Regions from separate parts of the Homo sapiens genome. Here all the other regions are linked to region 3. Evidence: read pairs that join two places in POLR2A ChIA-PET (ENCODE). Cell type or tissue: PC-9. All regions are shown on one strand. Links, peaks and the distances in the headings refer to the core of each region. The heading gives the core; the rest is flanking DNA.

Evidence for each region. Peaks named below come from ENCODE experiments on the same cell type or tissue, not always from the same donor. Only the 100,000 strongest peaks of a DNase experiment are listed, where the experiment ranks them.
Region 1: POLR2A ChIA-PET joins it to region 3 with 8 read pairs; 1 of 35 experiments calls an interaction of 5 or more read pairs at or near these places.
Region 2: POLR2A ChIA-PET joins it to region 3 with 5 read pairs; 3 of 35 experiments call an interaction of 5 or more read pairs at or near these places.

What each region holds. Positions count from the first base shown.
Region 1 is chr17:78,861,620-78,869,476 of GRCh38, reverse strand. The region is part of intron 3 of TIMP2 (TIMP metallopeptidase inhibitor 2); the gene reads left to right. It overlaps LOC124904068 (a long non-coding RNA gene), which reads right to left and starts at 7,252. Exons shown (of 2, transcript XR_007065924.1): 1 at 7,050-7,252; 2 at 1,247-1,503. RefSeq lists a silencer at 5,324-5,524 and an enhancer at 6,876-7,170. In PC-9, for the core only: CTCF peaks have their summits at 3,370 and 3,572 (motif pointing left); a DNase peak (open chromatin) is centred at 3,516.
Region 2 is chr17:78,662,752-78,670,608 of GRCh38, reverse strand. No RefSeq gene overlaps it. Among named protein-coding and RNA genes, the nearest start is that of SCAT1, 35 kb to the right of the region's middle. RefSeq lists enhancers at 1,884-2,493, 2,494-3,104, 3,105-3,715, 3,716-4,327. In PC-9, for the core only: no CTCF peak of the experiment used is centred there; no DNase peak of the experiment used is centred there.
Region 3 is chr17:78,733,490-78,741,346 of GRCh38, reverse strand. All of the region lies in intron 1 of CYTH1 (cytohesin 1), which reads left to right. Among named protein-coding and RNA genes, the nearest start is that of CYTH1, 45 kb to the left of the region's middle. RefSeq lists enhancers at 1,404-1,693, 7,461-7,520. In PC-9, for the core only: no CTCF peak of the experiment used is centred there; DNase peaks (open chromatin) are centred at 3,836, 4,436 and 5,356; H3K4me3 peaks cover 2,638 bases; H3K27ac peaks cover 3,205 bases.

The sequences.
Region 1 (7,857 bases), core at 1,871-5,870, 130 kb before region 3:
CACATTTTGTTTATTGTTGCATCTCTTTGTTTATAGTTTTTTGGTTTGTTTTTTTTTTTTTTGAGACAAAGTCTTGCTCTGTTTCCCAGGCTGGAGTGCGATCATGACTCACTGCAACCTCGATCTCCTGGGGTCAAGTGATCCTCTCGCCTCAGCCTCCCAAAGTGCTGAGATCAACTACAGGTGTGTGCCACCACACCCAGCTAATTTTTTTATTTTTTGGTAAAGAAGTCTCACCATGTTGCCCAGGCTGGTCTTGAACTCCGAGGCTCAAGCAATCCTCCTGCCTCAGCCTCCCAAAGTACTGGGATTATAGGCGTGAGCCACTGTGCCCAGCCTATATTTTTATTCCTAAGTAAAATTATTTTCCCTTACTTCCTTCTACGGCCTCCTCTGCTTGCCCAGCTAGGCTGAACCACAGGAGGCCAGGACAGGATTCTCAATCTCAGCACTATTAACATTTGGGGATGGACCATTCTTTGTTGTGGGGGCCTACCTTATGCATTATAGGATATTCAGCTGCATCCCTGGCCCCCACCCTCTACATGCCACAGCACCCGCTCCAGTCGCGGGGTCTCTGGACATTGCCACATGTGCCCAGGGGAGGTGGGGTAGATTGCCCCTGCTTGAGAACCACTGGGCTCAAAGAGCTTTCTGCAGTGATGGAAGCGGTCTCTGCACCATCCAGTCCAGCAGCCCCCAGCCTTGTGGCTCATGAGCACCCGAGATATGGCTAGTGCAGCCGAGGAGCTGCATTTTAAATTTTATTTCATTTCAAGTAATTTTAGTATAAATGTAAACAGCCACATGTGGCCGGCAGCCGCAGTCTAGCATGGCACTGACTCAGCCAGTTAAGGAACATTATTCCCCTCCTCCCTGGGGAAGTAGGAATCTGATCACAAACTTAAGAAAAAAAGAATAGACAAGGCCTGGTGCAGTGGCTCATGGCTGTAATCCCAGCAATGTAGGAGGCTGAGGCGGGCGGATTGCTTGAGGTCAGGAGTTCAAGACCAGCCTTGCCAACATGGTAAAACCCTGTCTGTACTAAAAATACAAAAATTAGCTGGGCGTGGTGGCAAGTGCCTGTAGTCCCAGCTACTCAGGAGGCTGAGGCATGAGAATCATTTGAACCCAGGAGGCAGAGATTGCAGCAAGCTGAGATCACGCCACTGTACTCCAGCCTGGGTGACTGAGCAAGACCCCATCTCACAAAAAAAAAAGAGAAAAGAAAGAAGAGACAAGACAATTCCCCTAGCCTGGTACTATAGTTTGTTCCAAAAGGCAACTGTAATCATAAACATATACTCCAAATCCAAATATCCATGATTGGGGGATTTTCTTCTGGTTTAGGTGACATGTACTTTTTTCCCTTCTAAAAATCAATGTGTGCTTAGTGAGCACCTGTTAGGTGCCCAGCCCCGTGTTAGAGACAATGGGAGATTCCCACGGTGAGATCCTTGGCTCTGGTCATCATGGAGCACACAGATGTTCCGAATGGGGAGACTGGAAAAGAAAGAAAATAGATTTTGCTTGTGGAGAATTGTGAATAGTAAGTGAATGCTTAGAAGGTGCAAAAGGGGCCGGGCGAGGTGGCTCACGCCTGTAATCCTAGCACTTTGGGAGGCCGAGACGGGCAGATCATGAGGTCAGGAGATTGAGACCATCCTGGCTAACACAGTGAAACCCCGTTTCCACTGAAAATACAAAAAAAAAATTAGCCGGGCGTGGTGGCGGGCGCCTGTAGTCCCAGCTACTCAAGAGGCTGAGGCAGGAGAATGGCGTGAACCCGGGAGGCGGAACTTGTAGTGAGCCGAGATCGTGCCACTGCACTCCAGTCTGGGCGACAGAGTGAGACTCCATCTCAAAAAAAAAAAAAAAAAAAGAAGGTACAAAAGGAAGAGAGACTCTCACAGGTCCAAGGGTCTAGACAGACTTGCTGCTGGAAGAAGGTGGTGTCCTTGCCTATGGATGGGGAGGAGGTCATTGCAGGGAGGAAGATGCAGGGCTGTGAGTTGGGCAGGGAAGACTCCTGTTATCTCCCCTTGGGTAAGATCTTCCCTCCCTTCCTTAACATGCTCACAGCTCCTGCTTTGCTGGGTATCTCGGTCATCAAGACTTCTATCCCTCTCCTTGGGGATAATAGGAGACTTCCCCCCCTTTTAAGATGCATTTCTGGACTTCCTAAAATGTTTTATTATGAGCACTTTTCTTATTCTCATTCCAAGACAGAGTCTCCCTCTGTTGCCCAGGCTGGAATGCAGTGGTGTGATCTTGGCTCACAGCAACCTCTGCCTCCTGGGCAATTCTCGTGCCTCAGCCACCCAAGTAGCTGGGATTACAGATGTGTGCCCCCATACCTGGCTAATTTTTGTATTTTTAGTAGATACGGGGTTTCACCATGTTGGCCAGGCTGGTCTTGAACTCCTGACTTCAGGTGATCTGCCCGCCTAGGCCTTCCAAAGTGCTGGGATTACAGGCGTGAGCCACCGCGCCCGGCCTACAATTCAGTGGTTTTAGTATGTCACAGAGTTCTGCAACCATCACTACAGTCAAAAAGAAATCCTGTATTCTTGAGCTATTACCCTCCTGACTCCCCTCCCCCTCCCCCAGCCCTAAGCAGCCACTGGTATACTTCCCGTCTCTATAGATTTCTCTATGCTGGGCTTTCCTGGGAACGGAATCATACGTGTGACCCTGTGTAACCGGCTTCTTTCGTGTTTCCAAGGGTCATCCATGTTACAGTGTGTATCAGAATTTCATTCCTTTCTATGACTGAGTATTCCACTGTATGGATAGACCACGTTTTGTTTATCCGGTCATCATTTGATGTGCATTTGGGTTGTTGCCACCGTTTGGCCATTGTGACAAATACTGCAATGAACATTGGTGTGTGAGATTTTGCAGGGACCTGTTCTCATTTTTCCTGGGTGTATCCCTGGCAGTGGAATTGGTGGGGTCGGGGGTGGGGAGGGGTTGGGTGACTTTAGGTTTAACCATTTGAGGAGCTGGCAGACCGTTTTCCAAAGCAGCTGCACCATTTTACACGCCCAGTATTATCTATGATTTTTACAATAAGAAAAAAAAAATCAAATGGAGAAGGGTAGAGGGACAAAAACCACCTGTGGTGCAAAGATCTTACCAGCTAACTAATGCCCTCAAAAAAAACACAGAGGAGGCAGGAGAGCTGGGGTGGCCGCACAGCACGCACGGTGGCGCGTGGCAGAGGCATGGTCTGCAGTGTGGCATTCGGGGGCTGCTGCAGCTGTGCACAGAACAGAGCACGGGAGGAAATTTCCCAGCGTGTCAGCATCTGCTGTGTCTCCTTTTCAGTTCTTTCCTGTATTAAACCTTTAAAATTATGGCATTTATTACGTTTGTCATCAGAAAAATAAAATCTGGAGAGACAAGAAAGGAGACAGAATCCCCCGTGGTGCAGGGAACTTACTTCCAGTTTTCTGCATCCTGTTTGTTCCTATCCACAGGGAACAGCCTTTAAAGTAAGTCCCAGCCGTCCCAGCTCAGTTTCGTCACACTGCCCTCTAGGGGCTTTCTGGCCAAACTGCAGCGCTGCGGAAGGACTCTTGGGTGCAAAAGTGACCTTGGTCTGAGCCAGCACCGGTGTCCAAACATACCCAGCTGAATCCTCGCCCATGCTGAAGCTCTCTGTTTGTTTTTGTTTTTGTTCGAGATGGAGTCTCTCTCTGTTGCCCAGGCTGGAGTGCAGTGGCACAATCTCGGGTCACTGCAATCTCTGCCTCCCGGGTTCAAGCAGTTCTCCTGCCTCAGCCTCCCAAGTAGCTGGGATTACAGGTGCCCAACACCACGCCCAGCTAATTTTTTTTTTTTTTTTTTGAGACAGAGTTTCTGTCTTGTTGCCCAGGCTGGAGTGCAATGGCGTGGTCTCAACTCACCACAACCTCTGCCTCCCGGGTTCAAGTGATTCTCCTGCCTCAGCCTTCCGAGTAGCAGGGATTACAGGCATGTGCCACCACGCCTGGCTAATTTTGTATTTTTAGTAGAGACGGGATTTCTCTGTGTTGGCCAGGCTGGTCTCGAACTCCTGACCTCAGGTGATCCGCCCACCTCGGCCTCCCAAAGTGCTGGGATTACAGGTGTGAGCCACCGCACCTGGGCGGCATTAAGTACATTCACAGTGTTGTGTAACTATCACTATCTATTTCTAGAAGTTTTTCATCATCCCAAACTGAAACTCTCTCCCCATTAACCAATAATTCCCTGTTCCTCTGTTTGCCCAGCCCCTGACAACCACCTTTCTACTTCGTCTCCATGAATTTGCCCATTCTAGACACCTCGTACAGGTAGAGTCATACCTCCTTCCATAGCTGAAGCATTGCACTTAGCATAATGTCCTCAAGTTCATCCATGTTGTAGCATGGGTCAGATTTTATTTTATTTTATTTATTTATGAGACGGAGGCAACAAAGCCCAGGCTGGAGTGCAGTGGCGCGATCTTGGCTCACTGCAACTTCCGCCCCCCAGGTTCAAGCAATTTTCCTGCCTCAGCCTCCTGAGTAGCTGAGGTTACAGGCATGCACCACCACGCCCAGCTAATTTTTGTATTTTTTTAGTAGAGACGGGGTTTCATCATGTTGGTCAGGCTGGTCTTGAACTCCTGACCTCAGGTGATCCGCCTGCCTTGGCTTCCCAAAGTGCTGAGATTACAGGCTTGAACCACTGCACCCGGCTGGTAGATTTTATTTCTTTTTATGTGCATACATTTTAAAGTTTCCAAAATATGTAATACTCTTCTAAGTTGAATTCTATATATGTTTTCAAATTGTTAACATTTCCATTAACTTTTTAACTCAGATACTACTTAGTATCTCAAGGAGGAGGCACGAGGTTTTGATGAGGACACAGAACTAAAGGTGCCAAGTGCAAACAGTTTATTGCATAAAGAAAATAAGGAAATGGGCTGACCATAGTGGCTCACACCTGTAATCCTAGCATTTTGGGAGGCTGAGGCAGGAGGATGGCTTCAGGTTAGGAGTTCAAGATCAGCCTGGACGATATAGCAAGACCCTATCTCTACAAAACAGGAAGGGAGGAAGGAAGGAAGGAAGGAAGGGAGGGAGGAAGGGGGAGGGAGGCATGGAGGAAGGGAGGAAGGGAAGGAGGGAGGGAGTGAAGGGAGTCAGGGAGAGAGGGAGAGAGGCAGGGAAGAAAGGAGGGAGGGAAGAAGAAGGAAGGAAGGAAGGAAAGAAGAGATGAGCTGGGTGTGGTCATGTGCACCTGTAGTCCTAGCTACTTGGGAGGCTGAGGCAGGAAGATCTCTTGAGCTCAGGCATTTGAGGCTGCAGTGAGCTAGGACTGCACCACTGCACTCTAGCCCAGGTGGCAGGGCGGGACCCTGTCTCTGTTTTAGAAGAGAAAAAGATAACGACTAAGTGTCATGAAAAGATGTGAAGAAATACAATGAGATGCCCGAGTGAAGGCTCTGAAAACACCTGCTCGAGTTCGAATGTGTGCTCTGACACCTGACTCGTTAATGTCCTTGGCCAAGTAACTTTACCTGTCTGTGCCTCCCATGCCGATCCGTACATGGGGGATGATGACAGTAGTATCTGCCCCACGAGGGGTTGTTGAGAGGATGAAAGTGGGAGTAGGAGACCAGAAATGATGATCACAGAGATGCTGGTTATCTTGGTCAGGCCCCACTCAAGGGTAGCTGATAATTTTATGTCTTACACTGGAGATGACAGTGACCCATACACGCAGCACAGCACTGCATGAAAAGCTGGTGAGTCGATACAGAGAGTCATACTGAAGGTCTAAGGAGGGCTAGGGTAGCCTGTAGCAGAATGAGCGTGAAGGCTCTGCTGAAAGGGCATTGCTCCCTGGACCTGTGGCGGGATCCTCGGTAGAAAGCTGACATTGAAAGATTTTGAAGAGCTTTAGTTAAAAAGTTAAAAACAGCCCAGCGCAGTGGCTGACGCCTGTGATCCCAGCACTTTGAGAGGCTGAGGCGAGTGGATCATGAGGTCAGGAGATTGAGACCATCCTGGCTAACACAGTGAAATCCCGTCTCTACTAAAAATACAAAAAATTAGCCAGGCATGGTGGCGGGCGCCTGCAGTCCCAGCTACTTGGGAGGCTGGGGCAGGAGAATCACTTGAACCCGGGAGGCGGAAGTTGCAGTGAGCCAAGATTGTGCCACTGCACTCTAGCCTGGGCGACAGAGCAAGACTGTCCCCCCACCCAAAAAAAATAAATAAAAAATAAAAATAAACCAATGTTGGCAAGGCTATGGAGTAAAGGGAACGCTTAGGAACGCTTATGCGCTGTTGGTGGGAATGTAAACGAGTTCACCCACTGTGGGGCACACTTTGTAGATTTCTCAAAGAACTGAGAAAGCAACTAGCATTTGACCCAGCAATCCCACTGCTGGGTGTATACCCAAAGGAAAATAAATCGTTCAACGGCACTGCGCCCGTATGTTCATTACCGCACTATCTGCAATAGCAAAGACACAGAATCAACCCAAGTGCTCATCAATGGTGACTTGGATAAAGAAATGTGGTGTATATATACTACGGAATACTACGCAGCCGTGAAAAGGAGGGAAATCATGTCCTTTGCAGCCACATGAGTGCAGCTGGAAACCATTATCCTAAGGGAACTAGTGCAAAAACAGAAAACCAAATACCACATGTTCTCACTTAAAAGTGGGAGCTAAACATTGGGTACACATGGTCATAAAAATGTGAACAAGAGACACTGGGGAATACAAGGAGGTGGGAGGGAGGAAGCAGGATAAGGGCTGAAAAAATTCTACCTATTGGGCGCTATGCCCACTACCTGGGCGATGGATCCGTTCATATGCCAAACCTCAGGGACACACAATATACCCATGTAACAAATCTGCACATGGACTTCCTGTTTCTAAAAATCAACAAAGATTGTGAGACCTGCCCAGTGGCCAGCTGGCTGTGTATCTTCTCCACCAATGAGGCTGCATTACTTCATCCTCCTCTCCCTGGGAGGGGGAGCAGGGGTGAAGCTGTTAATGGCCACAGTGGCTGACTCACCTCATGGCGAGAGGAACCTCTCTCATCTGACTTCTTTCCCAGCCTTGGTCAGATGACTCCACATTGAATCTGGCATTTATTTCCCGAGGCAGGAACCTAGATCCAGTTTGCCTCGAGTCAGGATAGACCCTTTATCCAGGGGCTAACCAGAAATCACAGGGCACAGTGAACCACTCAGCTCTGGCTGGCTGTGGCCAGTGAGTGACCGCATGGCCTGAGCGGGCCACCTCCTCCTGGACCGATGACTCAGTCTCACGTGTCGAGTCGGGCACCAGGAGACTCATACAGAGTTGGCCCTGTAATTTTCTTCTACATTCCTCTTCTCCAAAAGGAAAAATAAACATACAACCCTTCGTTACAAATTTTAATTCCCGGTTTTCTGTAACCCAGACTCATGCCTCGCTTTTCTCGGAGACAGACATAAGTAGAACATCGCTGCAGATGCTCACGGTGTGTACACCCAACCAAGTCTTAATCAGACCAGAGGCGGTCCTCTCTTCACATTTATACATGACAGCCACGTTCATGTTAGCCCAATAACTAGGACCATTGAAAAGATACAATTTTTTGGCTGGGCGCAGTGGATCACTTGAAGTCAGGAGTTCAAGACCAGCCCAGCCAACATGGTGAAACCGTGTCTCTACTAAAAAATACAAAGATTAGCCATGGGTGGTGGCGCATACCTGTAATCCCAATTTTTTGGGAGGCTAAGGCAGGAGAATGCTTGAACCTGGGAGGCAGAGGTTCCAGTGAGTCGAGATGGCACCGCTGCACTCCAGCCTCGGTGACAGAGCAAGACTCCGTCTCC
Region 2 (7,857 bases), core at 1,871-5,870, 70 kb after region 3:
TTTAATAGCTAATAGCTTTGCTCATGAGACTTCCTTTTGCCATCTCCTCTGCCAGCCTGTTTGTGCAAAACCTTCTCATTCTTCGAAGCCTTGCGCCGTCCAGATTGGCCCAGCTTTTTCCCCAGGCTGAAGGGCCTCCTCGTGCTCCTGAGCAGTGAGTCCACTCGGTTCTGGGATGGCTTATGCGGACGTGCCTGTCTCCATGGTTGTGTTGGGAGCAGGAGCCGTGAGGCGTTTGTTCCCTGCTTCTAACCTGATGGAGCAGGTCCCATGCGCCCAGCGCTGGGCTTCATGCCTGTCAGTGCGCGTGAGGCTGCACGTCACAGAGAGCTCACCTAGTGGGGACATGACTCATGAGGACACAAATAAGAACAGGAAGTCCCAAATGTGCGCTCCAGGTTGTTCGGCTGCCCTGGGATGTAACCCGGAGCTTTCCTCCTCCTCCGCTCTCCTGGAACACTCATATTGACCCGGTCGTGGCACAGTTAGAAGGAGGGGATACCATATCCTCACACAGTGGCACTCAGAAGGAGGAGCAGGGAGCGAGGGGCAGCCAGGGCCCCCCATGCTTGCCTCCCTTCATCAAGGAGGAAGTGTCTTTCCCCGGATTCCCTGCAGACGTGTCCTTACGTTTCAGCATCACCCTGGGTCTCGTCTCCACCTCTCAGCCAATCCTCCGCTTAGGCCCATTTGATGCCTCACTGGGGCTGGGCACACATCCTGCAGACACAGTTGGGGTACCGTGGGCCGGACGCCGGCAAGCAGAGGGTGGAGAATGGATGCTAGGTCGGCAGAAAGGCTGTGGCCGCCAAAGGTGGAGACTGGGAGCAGTGAGAACCCGTGTCTGGCGCTCAGAGTCTGGGTAGAGCAGACATGAGAAAATTGAGTGAAGTGATCCCGGGGTGTGGGGGGCTAACCCCAGGAGCAAACAGGTGGGCGGCTATTGGAAAGAGCAAGCGGAGGAGGTAACTTGAACGGGCTGATGAGGGAAGGCCCCACTGAGAAGAGGTTGCTGAGCTGAAGAGGAGGCCACCAGGCAAGGGCCCGGGGCGCCGCTTAGAGTAGGGTAGCTAGTGGTGGGGTGGAGGGATCCTGAAGGAATTGCTGGGATGGGCTGGCTAAGGCCTGGGGTGGCAGGGGATGCAGAGGAGAGGTCAGCAGGGGCCAGATGGAGCGGGACCAGGGCCATGGTAGGGGACGTCTGAGGTGGCGTGGAGCTTGGGGGCTGGAGAGGGACTCTGGCTGCTGGAGGGAGAATTGTTGGGGGAGGACAGTGCCAGCACGAGGCTGTGACATGACTCAGTTGGGGGTGATGGGGATTGTACTGGGACAACCGTGAGAGAGGTGTAGGGGACAATTAAAAATTCATGATGTGCCTTCGAGGGAGGGGCAGCAGAACTTGGAGGTAGAAATGGAGGGAGAAGGAGAAATCAGGATGAGTCCTAAGTGTTGGGCCTGGGCAGCCGACAAGGACAGACTTGGGCTGGAAATCCAGGTTCTCTTCTGGAGGTGTCAAGAAGAGGATGACTCTTATAATGGCCGGCAGGTGGGGAGCTGGCTGGTCACATTGGGAGCTCTGCAGAAAGATGAGTGACCACCTACTGGTCACATGTGGCTTCCCAATGGTCCACCTGGGGAAGGGCTTGTGGTTCATGGCCTCAGTAAAACTTGTTTAGTCCTAAACGGGTCATGTTAAGAATTCCTTTGTTATTTTTCATGCTTTAAGGCCCAGGAAAGGCCTGGGCAAAACTCTTGGCAGGCTTTTGTTACATCCCAGCCTTTGTATAAGGGGGCCAGCTCTCTCAGCTTTTATTTTTGTTTTAATTTTTTTTGAGATGGAGTCTCACTCTGTCGCCAGGCTGGAGCGCAGTGGCATGATCTTGGCTCACTGCAACCTCCACCTCCCGGGTTCAAGTGATTCTCCTGCCTCAGCCTCCCAAGTAGCTGGGAATACAGGTACGTGGCACCATGCCCAGCTAATTTTTGTATTTTTAGTACAGACGGGGTTTCAGCATGTTGGCCAGGGTGGTCTCGATCTCTTGACCTCGTGAACCGCCCGCCTCGGCCTTCTAAGTGCTAGGATTACAGGCGTGAGCCACCGTGCCCGGCCGGCTTTTAATATTTAACTTCACCACGTGGTCAGTGCTGAAACAGTTGTTATGGAGGCCTGCGTTAGTGAGCCTGGCCTGCCACAAACCCACAAACATCTACCAGTGTGATCTACACCGTTAACAGAATGAAGGAGAAAACGGGGTGATCATCTCCATCGATGCAGGAAAAGCATTGGACGAAATGAAACTCCACCAGGAAATACACCCAACGGGGCAGGCGCAGAAGGAACCCTTTCAACACAAGCAAGGCCTACTGCGGGACACACTTGAGACAGTATCGTCCCCTCCTTCCCAGGCCCCAAAGAAGGACTGGGGCAAGTCCAGCCTGGTGAGTAGCAGAGTTGATGGGGACCCGCACACAGGGCACTGCCGGACAGCAGCAGGACAGCTCGAGAGATCCACGCCGCCCCCATCTCTAGGCTGCTTTTACGCTGATTTTCTGGCTCTTTGCCTACTGTGTGTGTGTGCCATGGGACTTTTCCTTGGCGGGTTCTCAGATCCTCTCTGGGCTGTGTGGGTTCTCAGGGACACCTACTCCTTGGCTGGGCACCGTGGCGTGGACTCACCATGTGGCCTTCAGGGTTCAGGCAGCAGACATATGCCCTTAAGTAACCTGGTGGAGGACCTGTCACAGTACAAGGCCATCTATGAAAACACCACAGCCAACCTCATACTCAACGGAGAGAGATTGGAAGCTTTTCCTCTAAGATCAGGATCAAGACAAGGATGCCTGCTTTTGCCACTTCTCCTCAACATGGTCCTGGATGTTCTAGCCAGGGCAATTAGGCAAGAAAAAGAAGGTCTCCAAGTTGGAAAGGAAAAAGTAAAATGATCTCTGTTTGCCATGCCATGATTTTACATATACACACACACACACACACACACACACACACACACATATATACACACACACACCCCCACACACACACCCCCCACACACACATATATATATGTAAAACCCTAAAGATTCTACACACACACAAAAAAACGGGGAGGTAATAAGTGGATTTGGCAAAGCTGCAGGATACAAACTCCACGCATGAAGCGGTGGCCTGGGGGGAGGAGCTTTGGCCACCCCTCCCAAGCCCACCCTCTGAGGTTCTTGGGAAGTGTTTCTCTGCCTCCATGTCAAAAGGTCCTGCTCACGTCCTGCCCTGGGTGGGGCAGGGAGCCCCAGTGCTCGGGGCCTCCCCAGGATGTTTGGGTTCTCAGGGACACCTGCTCTTGGCTGTGCTCTGTGTCCACACCCAAACGCATCTTGTAGCTCCCATAATTCCCACGTGTTGTGGAAGGGACCCGGTGGGAAATGACTGAAGTGTGGGGACGGGTCTTCCCCGTGCTATTCTCATGATAATGAATGGGTCTCACCAGATCTGATGGTTTTAAAAAATGGGAGTTTCCCTGCGCAAGCTCTCTCTTTGCCTGCCGCCATCCACGTAAGGTGTGACTTGCTCCTCCTTGCCTTCTGCCATGAAGGTGAGGCCTCTCCAGCCACGTGGAACTGTGAGTCCAATTAAACCTCTTTCTTTTGTAAATGCCCAGCCTCAGGTATGTTTTTACCAGCAGAGTGAAAAGGAATGAATACAGCTGGGCAACATGGCCTGGGCTAACCACCTGGCCTTCAGGGTTCAGGCAGCAGACATACACCCCTAAGTAACCTGGCCCTGGGGCCCGGCTGCCCTGGGGCCACACATACTCTCTGCGTTGCTCAACCAACAATGAGTCCTTGAGGGCTGTCTCTGGCAGCTCCGGCCTGAGTGCAGCAGCGAGCTGCTGGCGCTAATCAAGGCACCAGCCTGTCTCTCCACCCTCACTCCCAGACCAGCGGCCAGTGTCACATCTAGAGGATCAAGCTCAACCTCCCCTCCATGGTGACACTTGACACCACCCCAAATGTGCTCCCAGCTATCCCACCGCAGCCTCCTGCTGACCGAAATCAAGACTGTTGAGGCAGAAATAATATTCTTCCTTTTTTTTTTCCCAATGTTTTTTCTTTTTTGACTGCTCTGGCAGAGCAGGGTTACCCCATAGGCAGAGAGTAGCTGAGGCAGAAATACTGTGATCTGGTTTACTGGAAACCGGAAGTGAGGATGAACCCCGGCAGACATGCCAACAAAGGTGGGCGTGTCCTGGGGCCTGCTCCAAGCTGGAAGCCTTTTAGAGGAGAGTGTAGAGGGGGACTCCTCACATTGGAGCTGTCCTTTTCACTGGACGGTACAATACAGAGGTTACAGTCACTGACTGCAGATGACAACATACAGGCTAAAATGTCTGTGAGCAAGACAGTCAGTAAAACTTCCTGGTTTCAGAATCCATCCTTGTCCTTTTTGATGTCTGTGGACTGCACACTAATCAGAATGTCAACAGCCTGAGGAAGTCGTGATAAGATTCTCTACTGAGGGACAGGATGCCGCCAGGAACCACAAGAGCTTCCCCGCCCGGGCAGGTTCATTTGGAAACCCCTTTGCCTTTAAAGTAAACTGCCACATGTGACCCGATAGGTTATCAGCACGCCACAGGGACGGCTTTGAGGAATAATTATTCAGAATGATGCCTTTTTTCTTTTCTCCTTTTAAATCTCCTTGCGAGGTCTGGTCGAGATTTAGCTTCCATGGCTGTTGATACTTGAAGGGAATCAAGCCTTCCCACCAGGCTGGTGCAGGATGAGATGCTGGGCCCCGGCAGGTGCCAGCCCTCTTCTAACACCCATTCTCTAACTCAGTCCTCATAGCAGCCCCGAGATGAAAGCAGTGCTGCTAGGGCTCATTGCTACCACGATCACAGCCGCCCGCAGCTCTCCCCAGCCCCTTCCCTGCCCAGTGGCACCTCATGACTTATTCCTCTGTCTCCCTGTCCCAGGATGTAAAATCAGTGAGGGCAGGAGCTTTTTTTCACACCTATATTCCCTGTACTTGGAACGGTGCCTGATAGATAGTAGGTGCTCAGTACGTATTTGTTGAATAAATGACAATGTCATGAATGAATGCACGAATGATAAAGACAGGAAAACCGAGGTTCAGAGACATTTAGAAACGTACGTATCCAGGGGCTCGCAGAAACAGGGAAGTCAGAATTGGGCCCCAGGTCAGCCGGATCCCCAAACCCACCCTGTTTCCAGTGTCCAGGTTTCTCCACCACAGATTCAGAGATGGGAACTAAGTTGACATCATTGTTGGACCTGTTCCAAATGTCTTGAACTTCTGAGCTAACAAATAATTATTGGAGCAATTGAAGCTGAGGGTGGATTTCATGTTTCCCGGTTCATGCCCTGTGTGATTTAACACGTCTGACGGCTGCAGCGTCGGAACTATCCGCCATGAGCTAGAGGTGCCCCTTGCGTAGCCTTGTCCCTGGTGCCTTGGACACCACGGACAGCCACGAACACCCAGAGAGGATCTGGTCTCCCGCCCCGGGACCACAGTAGGCTCCACACTGGTTTCCCTCCAGCCAGTTTCCCATGGTGTTGCCTGGTCTTTTCAGGGCTCAGATAATGTGATTGTGTCCCACCAGCCACCTCCTGGAAACCCCTCAAAACACCTTCCTGACAATGGGGTAGCCCCAAACTCCTTAGAGGGGGAGACTGCACCTCCCAGGCTGGAGTCCCTTTTGGCCTCCCCATTCCATCTCCTGCAGCCTCCCCCGACAGCCCTGCTCCAGCCATGGGACTGAGGGGACCTGGAATGCTGCTGCCTTAGCCCTGCTCATTCCCAGCCATGGGTCTCGCCCACCCCTCTCCCAGCCAGGTGAGCGCCTGCTCATTCTTCAAAGCGCCTTCTCATTTATTGGTGGAACACTGCTCTAGTGCACACCAGCCCCGTGGGTACAGAGATAAGGACGGCCCGTGGGAGGGTTCGAGGGGCTTTACACCGTCCACAGGCAGACAAGCGTGCATGTATGTGGATGATGGCCGCCTCAGGGAATCACCCGGGGCCTTAGGAACCCAGCCTAGGGCCCTCCATCCTAAGCTGGGGCTGGGTGGCAAAGAGAGACGCCAGGAGGGCTCCTGGAGGAGGAATTCCCCTAAAACCGGGACCCCAGCTTCCTTCACCCGAGAGCCCCCCGATGTCATCAGCTTTGTTCAGGTGCTTGTGTGACGCAATGCTATTAACTCACACCGAACCGAATCCACTCACACCTGTCAGGTATTCGCCCATTCATGCTGATGATGTCTTAGAGCAGCGCCCCCGCCCCATGCTTGTGCTACTGGTTTCTGAACTCTGCACGCTGCCTTGTTCAAGGGTAACTTGTGTGTGTCTGCTCCATAGCATCTGGTGCACCCTTTCGGTCACAGGAAAAGGGGTGGAGACCACTAAGTTCTCACATTGTGCTGGGCACCGTCGGTGACAGCAGACATCACACATCACAGCCCGAGCCCATTGGCCTCACTCAAGGTGCAGACAAATTAGCCCCCTGTTCAGGGCCCAAGGGATACCATGGAGACTTGAGGGGGCACCTTCCTGAAATACCAGTGCACTGCAACCTCTGCCTCCCGGGTTCAAGCGATTCTCCTGCCTCAGCCTCCCGAGTAGCTGGGATTACAGGCATCTGCCACCACGCCTGGCTAATTTTTGTATTTTTAGTAGAGACGGGGTTTCGCCATGTTGACCAGGCTGGTCTCGAACTCCTGACTTCAGGTGATCCGCCTGCCTTGGCCTCCCAAAGTGCTGGGATTACAGGCGTGGGCCACCGCACCCAGCCTCCTTCTAATTTTAAAAAATAAATAGAATATGTGTTCTGGCTTCCACTTAGGATACAGAAAGCTAGAAGGAGCAAAGTTCTCACCATATCTAGAAGAAAGACCCAGAAAATCTGCAAATTTTCTTTATCCATTCATCTGTTGATGGACACTTAGATTGCTTCCAAATTTTGGCTATTGTGGACAGAGCTGCAACCAACATGTAAGGGCAGGTATCTCTTTGATCTACTGATTTCCTTTCTTTGGGGTACAGACTCAGCAGTGGGATTGCTGGATCATATGGTAGCTGTATTTTTAGTTTTTTGAGGAACCTCCATGCCTTTCTCCATACTGGCTGTATGGACCCTCTGCTCTGTTTCATCCATCTCTGTCTATACTTATGCCAATACCATATTGCCTTGATTGTTGTAGCTTTATAGCAAGTTTGGCAGTCAGAGATAGTAAAAAGTCCTCCAATTTTTCAAAATCATTTTGCCCATTTTAAGTCTTTTTCATTTTCATATAAATTTAAAGTCAACTTATCAATTTCCATAAAATGCTTGATGGAATTTTGATTGGGAATACATTAAATCTCTAGATCAATCATGGGAGAACTGACATCTAACAATATTGCAGCTTCTGATGCATACATAAACAGGGCTTATTTCTTCGTTTATTTAGGTCTTCTTTAATTTCCCTCAGTAATGTTTTACAGTTTTTACCTTATAGGTCTTGCACATATTTTGTTAAATTTGTCCCTAAGTTTCTCATCCATTTCGATGCTATTATAAATTATAAATACTTTTACTTTTTTTTTTTTTTTTTTTTTTTTCGAGACAGAATCTTGCTCTGCCACCCAGGCTAGAGTGCAGTGGTGCAATCTCGGCTCATTGCAACCTCCACCTCCCGGGTTCAAGCGATTCTCCTGCCTCAGATGGGATTACAGATACCTGCCACCATGCCTGGCTAATTTTTGTATTTTTAGTAGAGACGGGGTTTCACCATGTTGGCCAGGCTTGTCTCAAACTCCTGACCTCAAGTGATCCGCCTGCCTCGGCCTCCCAAAGTGCT
Region 3 (7,857 bases), core at 2,505-6,504:
CCCAGGTTGGTCTTGAACTCCTGGCTTCAAGCAGTCCTCCCACCTTGGCCTCCCAAAGTGCTGGGATTACAGACATGAACCACAACTCCCAGCCTAGTTTTGAAACATTTTAGACCATTACATGCTTGTGTATTCCCACCTAATCTATTGCTGGAGGGGGTGAGGCTAAAATCTATTTAAGGGATTTATTAATTAAAAATATAAAATGTCTTGAATCAACAACACTTGCATCAAAATGGCCTAATGTGTGCTTTTTAATGTGAATGACGAACGAGTGTTTTCTTCTACTTTGTTGATTTATTGCTTTTCATAGGGCCTGTGCTAGCTCCTGTATGTTTCCGATATCATTTGTTCAGACACTGCTCTGAGGCCCTAGATTATTGTTCTGGTTTTGTAATGTGCCATTATTTTTTTAGTTATTTTAAAGTGTACTTTGAAACTTTTTAAAAGCTTCCATTTAAATAAATACGTAGTAATCTAACACTCTGTTTGGGATTGATGTTATAGATATGCCTCATGAGTTGGGTTATTATATGTTTTAGTTTCCCAGAGACAATCCCAGTTTATGCTGACTGCCTGATGTAATTATTAATAGTACCCATTTGCAATCTCAAAAATATCTCAATATGGATGATAAATTATATGGTCACTTATGAGTGAGTGAAACATACAATTTGGTGATGCAGTGGTTAAATGTCTATTTTAAGGAATTGGAGACATGAGATTCATTATTTCCTTTTTTAACAAACAGTGGTAATTGTTGTACTAGAGATGACAGTGTGGTGTTGAGCCAGGTATGCCTTGCCATGCTTCCAGCTTTAAGGGACGCTGCCTGGCCAGGAGCCTATGAGGTGGCCTGCTGTGCCCAATAGGGATGATGGCTATTAAACGAGCCAGTCAGAGTCCCTCTTTTGAGAATGTGAACTGGAAGTATAACAAGAATGAGGCATTGAATAGTGGGAGCAGAAGCTCAAAGTCAAAAGGTCTGGAGGAGCAGGGGACCTGTGAGGCCATGGGTGGGTGGAAGGAATGATGGGGCCTTTAAGGCAGAGGCTGTGGGGAGTGGAGATGGGGGACCTGGTTGGCAGCATATCAGAAGATAGCAGCTCCAGGCCTGGTGCAATGGCTCACGCCTGTAATCTCAGCACTTTGGGAGGCCAAGGTGGGTGGATCATTTGAGGTTAGGAGTTCGAGACCAGCCTGGCCAACATGGTGAAACCCCGCCTCTACTAAAAATACAAAAATTAGCTCAGCATGGTGGCAGGCACCTGTAATCCCAGCCACTCGGGAGGCTGAGGCAGGAGAATTGCTTGAACCCAGTAGGCAGAGGTTGCAGTGAGCCGAGATCGCGCCACTGCGCTTCAGCCTGGGCAACAGAGCGAGACTCAGTCTCAGAAAAAAAAAAGAAAAGATAGCAGCTCCATTCTTTCACTTGCCAGGCCAGAAAGCTCGGAGTCACCCTTGACTTCTCTCTTTTACACCTCACGTGGACTCCATTGGGACATCCTTGGCTGTACCCTGAAAGTAAATATAGCAAGAATATGGCCACTTTTATCAAGTAAGCCGCCAACCCGTCTCACCTGGATGACTATAGCAGCCCCCCAACTGGTCTCCAGCTCCTGTGCTGGCTGTCTCCAGTCTGTTCTTCCCCACAGCCAGAGTGGTCTTGTTACAAAGGAAGCCACAAAATGCTCTGTTGCTCAGAACCCTGGCAGCAGCTATGCATCTCACCCAGAATGGAAACCAGAGTCCTTAAAATAGCTGCCAAGGCCCCATGCAGTTCGCCTACCACCCTCCTCACCTCTGCGACCATATCTTCCACTCCTCCCTACACTGTTCTTCCTGCTCCAGCCACAGTAGCCTCCTGGCCCTTCTCAGCAGAGGCCTTCCCTGACTGCACTTCCACTTCCCCCACTCCACAGTACTTATTTTCTGACATACTGCATATTTTACTTACTTGTTTCCCCACCTTTCCCATCTCGTTAGAGTGGAGACGCCACGAGGGCAGGCATTTTGTCTCTTTAGTCCTCTGATGTCTCACTAGTGGCTGGCACTTAATGTGCTCAGTGAATGTTGAACGAAACAGATAAGACAAAAGATACAACTATCTTTGTAAAAACTTTTTAAAAACAAGTGACTGGTTATGACAAAATATTTGTAACATTTCATACAAAGGATTTGTAATCTACAAATCATTTAAAAAATGATAAGCAATAGAAAGGTGGGCAAAGGCTTTGAAAAAGCAATTCATGAAAGAGGAAATACCTCAAACTTACGAAAAGATAATCAGCATCATCAGTAATCAGGTCAGTGCAAATGACCAACAACAACGAGAAACCGTTTCCCACTGTCTGACTGGCAGAAGTTAAGTTTGGTCCCATCAGGGACGTGGCAAGCACTTTGGCAGCATCTGTGAAAGCTTTAAGTACTCAGGCCTCATGACCAGCTTTTCTGCCTTTGGGTGTCTATTCCAGAGAAACGCTATACCATTTGACAGTAGGGAGAAAATAGAAGTGACCTGCCCTCTTACAAGTTGGGATCACTGGCTGTGAATCAGACCTGATACCAGAAGATAGAAATGCTGTTTGGGAATCATTAAACATAGGTTTTGAAATGGTGCAGGCTGGGACTTACAACTGTGATTTTGACATACTAAACCAAAAGGTGACACGTTGGGTTTATATTAATTGCCTCTACAAAACAAAGTGTTTTTTTTTTTTAAATATATGCATATGTATTTATTCAACTGTTATTAGGCAAGAAAGAAGAGAATGTGATGAAGTCTTTGCCCTGGAGTCATGTCAGCACCTTCAGAGTCTGACTGGAGACAGCGCCCCGTTGTCTTGCTGTAGATGTGTGTGTTCCCAGCTCCCCAGTGAGACTTGGCCAAAGTCTAGCACTTCCTGCAAAGCTGCTGCAGGTGTTTGCATTTACAATGAAGACTAATAGGAGAGGGGTTTGGGAGTCCAGCAGAGAGCAGGGTGCGGAGGATGGGCTCTGCAGCCAGGTCTCGTGCTTTGGCAAGCCATGCAACGTCTCTGGGTGCTAGCATCCTCATCTGTGATCTGGGGATGGCGAGGACACTCACCCCATGGGATGTTTTCAGGATTAGATGAGTTAGGTCACATCAAGCTAGGCACAGAGTAAGCATGCAATAAATGTTATCTATTACGATGATGAGGTGGGAAGCTATGTCTGGATCCAGCAGTTCTACTTGTGAGAATTTTTTTCTATGGAGATAATTAAAGAGATGTGCCGAAACGTGTGCACACGTGTATTGAGATACGTAGAAGAATTGGAAATCACTTAGAAGTCTTACAATATGGGACTGGTTAAATATTATGTCTAGACTGAGAAGAATAATAAATGTGATAGATGTCCATTTACAGTCATGAAAAAATGTTATAAGTAAAAATAAGTAGCTATAAAACGACATATAAAATATCGTGTGTGTGTGTGTGTGTGTGTGTGTATCTATAGAAGAGAGAGAGAATATATATAATACTTATAACAAAAGTCTGGAAAATGTCTACCAAAATGTCACCAATGGCTATCTCTTGGTGATAGGATTAAGGTGTTTTTTTTCCTTGTTACTATTTTCTAATCTTCAACAATGAATATGTGTCATGAACATGATAGGACTGTGCAGGCAAGAATCTTTGGGTGCAGCATATTAGAAATCATAATGGAGATGAAACTGAACTTAGATTGGGAGTTTGGCCCTTGGATTTTTTTTTTTTTTTTGCCTCTAATATCTGCTTTCTGCTTTTAGCCTGTGACCTCATAACATGCTGTAATGATTACGATCTCTTAGTCATGCTCTTGGGAAATGGGCTATTATCTCATTGTGAGGGGACCAGGGATTTTAATGATTCCATTTTAAGAAAATGTAGTCGGCTTTCCATGGGCTCCCCATCCATGGATTTAACCTATTGTGGATGGAAAATATTTGGAAAATAAAAAAAGGTCACACCTGTACTGAATACATACAGACTTTTTTCTTTTCATTTTCTTTAAACAATATAGCATAACAGCTGTTTACATAGCAGTTACATTGTATTTGGTATTAGAAGTAATCTAGAGATGATTTAAAGTATATGAGTGGATTTGTGTAGCTTATGTGCAAATAATTAAGGACTCAAGCATCCGTGGGTTTTGGTGTCCATCGGAGTTCCTGGCACCAGTCCCCCTTGGATACCAAGGGACAACTGTACTTGAAAGTGAAGAGAAAAACAGCAGTGAGTCCTGGCTATGACTTTGGTTGAGTTTGAGAAAAGACTAGAAGTGTGGCTACTAAACTAGTTTGACTCCAGTGTAAGATTGCTTTCAGGGAAGCAGATGGTTAACACACTCGGAAGGTGCTTGAGCTCGACTTCAGGAACTGGGTGGTGGCACTGACTGGGAGTGCCGCTTCTTTGGAGGCTGGAGGTTGATTGGCCCAGGCGTGCAGCCAGCCATTGCCTGTCTGTTCAGGAAGCAGCTCTGAGCTGCCCTAGTGGCTGGACAGCTTCACAGGTATCCCCGGCCCCTCCCAGTCAGACCCCACAGGAAAACTTGGCTCCCAGTAAGTTACCGCTCTCCTGGAAGCACAGAACGGACTTTTCGTGTCCCGCTGTAAGGAAACAAGATGGTCCTTAAAACCGAAGAGGAGGACGGTGAGTCAAAGCCGCAGCCCCCGGCCGGGACTGATGCGGCTTGGGGTATATGGAGTGGAGTTTTAGGTATCTCTTTTCATTAGTATGTGAAATCCTGTGAGGATAGTTTACTGAGCCTTTTGGGGAGGAGTTAAGGACCAACCTAGACTCTGGTTTTTATCTTACTGTTTTCAGGAGAAAGACTGCATAGTCTCTTAGTGGTTAGGAAGCTGAGGCTCTCTCGGGTGTGTGTGTGTGTATGTGTGTGTGTGTCAGAGAGTGAGAGAGAGGAGAGAGAGAGAAAGAGCGAGAAGAGAGAGAGATATTAAGGTAACTCAGTGTTTTTAAACCAAAGAAGTTCTCCTCCAATCTTTGCTTTCGTTAGAGTTCCGCCTTGGGTGTTTCTTGGTAGATTCCACTTCATACTTGGTGATTGTGTCTACTTCCTGTATCAAAATAACAGTTGGTCAGAACTTCTGGGAATTCCACAAATATCCAGAAAGAATCTGATACTAAAAAGTAAAGACATTAGAGATCGGATTGAAAGAACCAGTGAGATTTGGGATAAATAGTACTTGTTTTGTTAAATAAAATGTGTCTAAGGGAAAAGACGATGTGGTCTTCTCCCTTTGGTTGTTAGGTGAGGACTGTTTGAAGCCTGGGAGGGCAGGGTCTGTAGAACTTCCTTTATCTGCTCCACACCTGTACTGTAAACAGTGGAGCTATGAGTAATGGGATGACAAGCTGTGCCTTCTAAATCCCAAGAGATTCTGCTGAAGAGCTGTGTCTTAAAGCCCTGGGTCAACACAGGAGTTGTGTTTGTGGATGTGTGTGTGTTTTATTGTATTTTATTGTGGCACCTTATCAGATGGTGGTGTTGTAATGCTGCAAGACAAAATAGTAAAATGCGTACTGGGTTGTAGCTGGTAATGTGTGATATTTTTAAGTTTGGAATAAATATCTGGCTATGTTTCAAGTGGATTTTGTGAAAGTTGTAATAAAACTTGGGTGTCCTCTTTAGGCTTTTCCCACTCTGGTTCACTATAAAGCACATTTGAAAGCCCCACCTCTAAGTGCAAATGATCCTGGACAGTGTCCACGGGCGACACTGAAAGCTGCAGCACGCGTGGGGGACGCTGGGAGGGAAGCATGCACAGGTGTCCATAACGATACTTCTGTATCTGAAGAGGGGTCAGTAGTGAGGGGACGTGCCAGGCCAGGGCTGAACTGCCTGCTTGGTGCTTTTCTAACTGAAAGGTGAGTCCACACTAGCCAAGATCTAGTTCCAAAGGGAACACTTTTGAGAGTGGAAGAGGACACTAGTGACTATGCTGGGACAGCAGGAGTGAGCCGGGCCTGGCCATGGTCCCTCACGCTTACTTGCTTCTGGTCCTTCCGGGTGAGCCTAGCTTCAGACCCACCGGAGGTGCTGTGTAATAGTCACTTTTTATCCTGGAGGCTTCAAAAGTCAACATGAACTACCCTAATCAACAGTGGGAGTGATGGGGGTGGGGCATGAGGTTAGGGGCCGGGAGCTTAGAGGTAGAATTACTGAACAGCTTTGCTTTGACCAAGTAACCTTAAAGAACTGGTGCTTCTTCGCTTCCCTTACCCCCTCCCATGGTATTTCCTTGTGTTGTCACCTGGGACTGAAGGCAGTGTTGCCCTTTAAACCACTGCTAAAATAGATGCCCTTAGACATTGCCGTGAGAGACAGAGTGGCATTTAGGTAGGTGTAAAAGGAGGGGGACAAATGGAGTTTCCTCTGGCAGGTCCCTGAGATCCCAGGGGAGGGCAGAAGTTAAGAGTCAGTTATGCTTTCCATAGAGCTGCTTTTAACTAGACTTACGCCCTAAAGAACACGCCTAAGAAAGGGTATGTGGGGGTTTTTGAAAATATTCTTTAAGGAAGTCAGACTCTTCTGCTGCATTAATCTCAAACCCACAATTTTTAGGTTAAAAATATTGCTTTCTGGCTGGGCGCGATGGCTCACACTGATAATCCCAGCACTTTGGGAGGCCCAGGCAGGCGGATCACCTGAGGTCAGGAGTTCCAGACCAACCTAGCCAACATGGTGAAACCCTGTCTCTACTAAAAATACAAAAATTAGCCGGGTGTGGTGGCAGGAGCCCGTAATCCCAGCTACTTGGAGGCTGAGGCAGGAGAATAGCTTGAACCCAGGAGGCTGAGGTTGCGTTGAGCCGAAATCGTACCACTGCACTCCAGCCTGGGTGACAGAGTGAGACTTTGTCTCTAAAAAAAAAAAAAAAAAAAAAAAAAGCTTTTTTTTACCTGGTACATTGGTACATTGGTACATACATTCGTCAGTTTTCATTCTGTATATGTGTGTTAGTGAGAATTAACCAGTTTAATTAATTGGGCACTATTTTCTTAACTGCCATAAGTTATTATTATTTTTAGCTATTTAATCTTGTTAATGTCAGTCCCCCTTGATTTGCCTTTTTTTTTTTGAGACAGAGTCTCGCTCTGTTGCCGAGGCTGGAGTGCAATCTTGGCTCACTGCAACCTCTGCCTCCTGGGTTCAAGCGATTCTCCTGCCTCAGCCTCCTGAGTAGCTGGGACTGCAGGTGCATGCCACCACACCCGGCTAATTTTTGTATTTTTTGCAGAGACGAGGTTTCACCATGTTGGCCAGGCTTGTGTTGAACTCCTGACCTCATGTGATCCACCCACCTTGGCCTCCCAAAGTGCTGGGATTACAGGCGTGAACCACTGTGCCCGGCCTTGATTTGCCTTTGAACTCTCTCTTTGGCATCTCTTTGGGATAGATTCCAAAATCTTTGGTGTGGGACCTGAGGCCCTTCACAGGCAGACACTAAGCCCCCTTCAGGGTGCCAGTTCAGCCCTGCTGTGTCCTGGGCCTTGCCCTGTGGTGTGCCCATTGTTGCTGGCCTCTGTCACTTCCATACACTTTATCTTGCTTGGTATACACCATTCTGTTCTTGTCCATCTGGGGAATCCGTTGGTCCTTCAAGTTCTGGCTCACAGGTTGGCCCCTCTGAAGCCTCTTGGCATCGCCTGGAATTCTGTGAGTACTTGCTGCACTTGGCCGCTGTGGCCGGGTGTGCTGCTGCTACGGGCTTACATGCCTGTCCCCACTGGCCTTCACTTTCTGTGCAGGCCAGGGACTGGAGCTGTTTAAATCCCAGCTCCAAGCACAGGCTGCGCCTATGGCAGATGCTCAGTAAACGCTGAGCTGAAG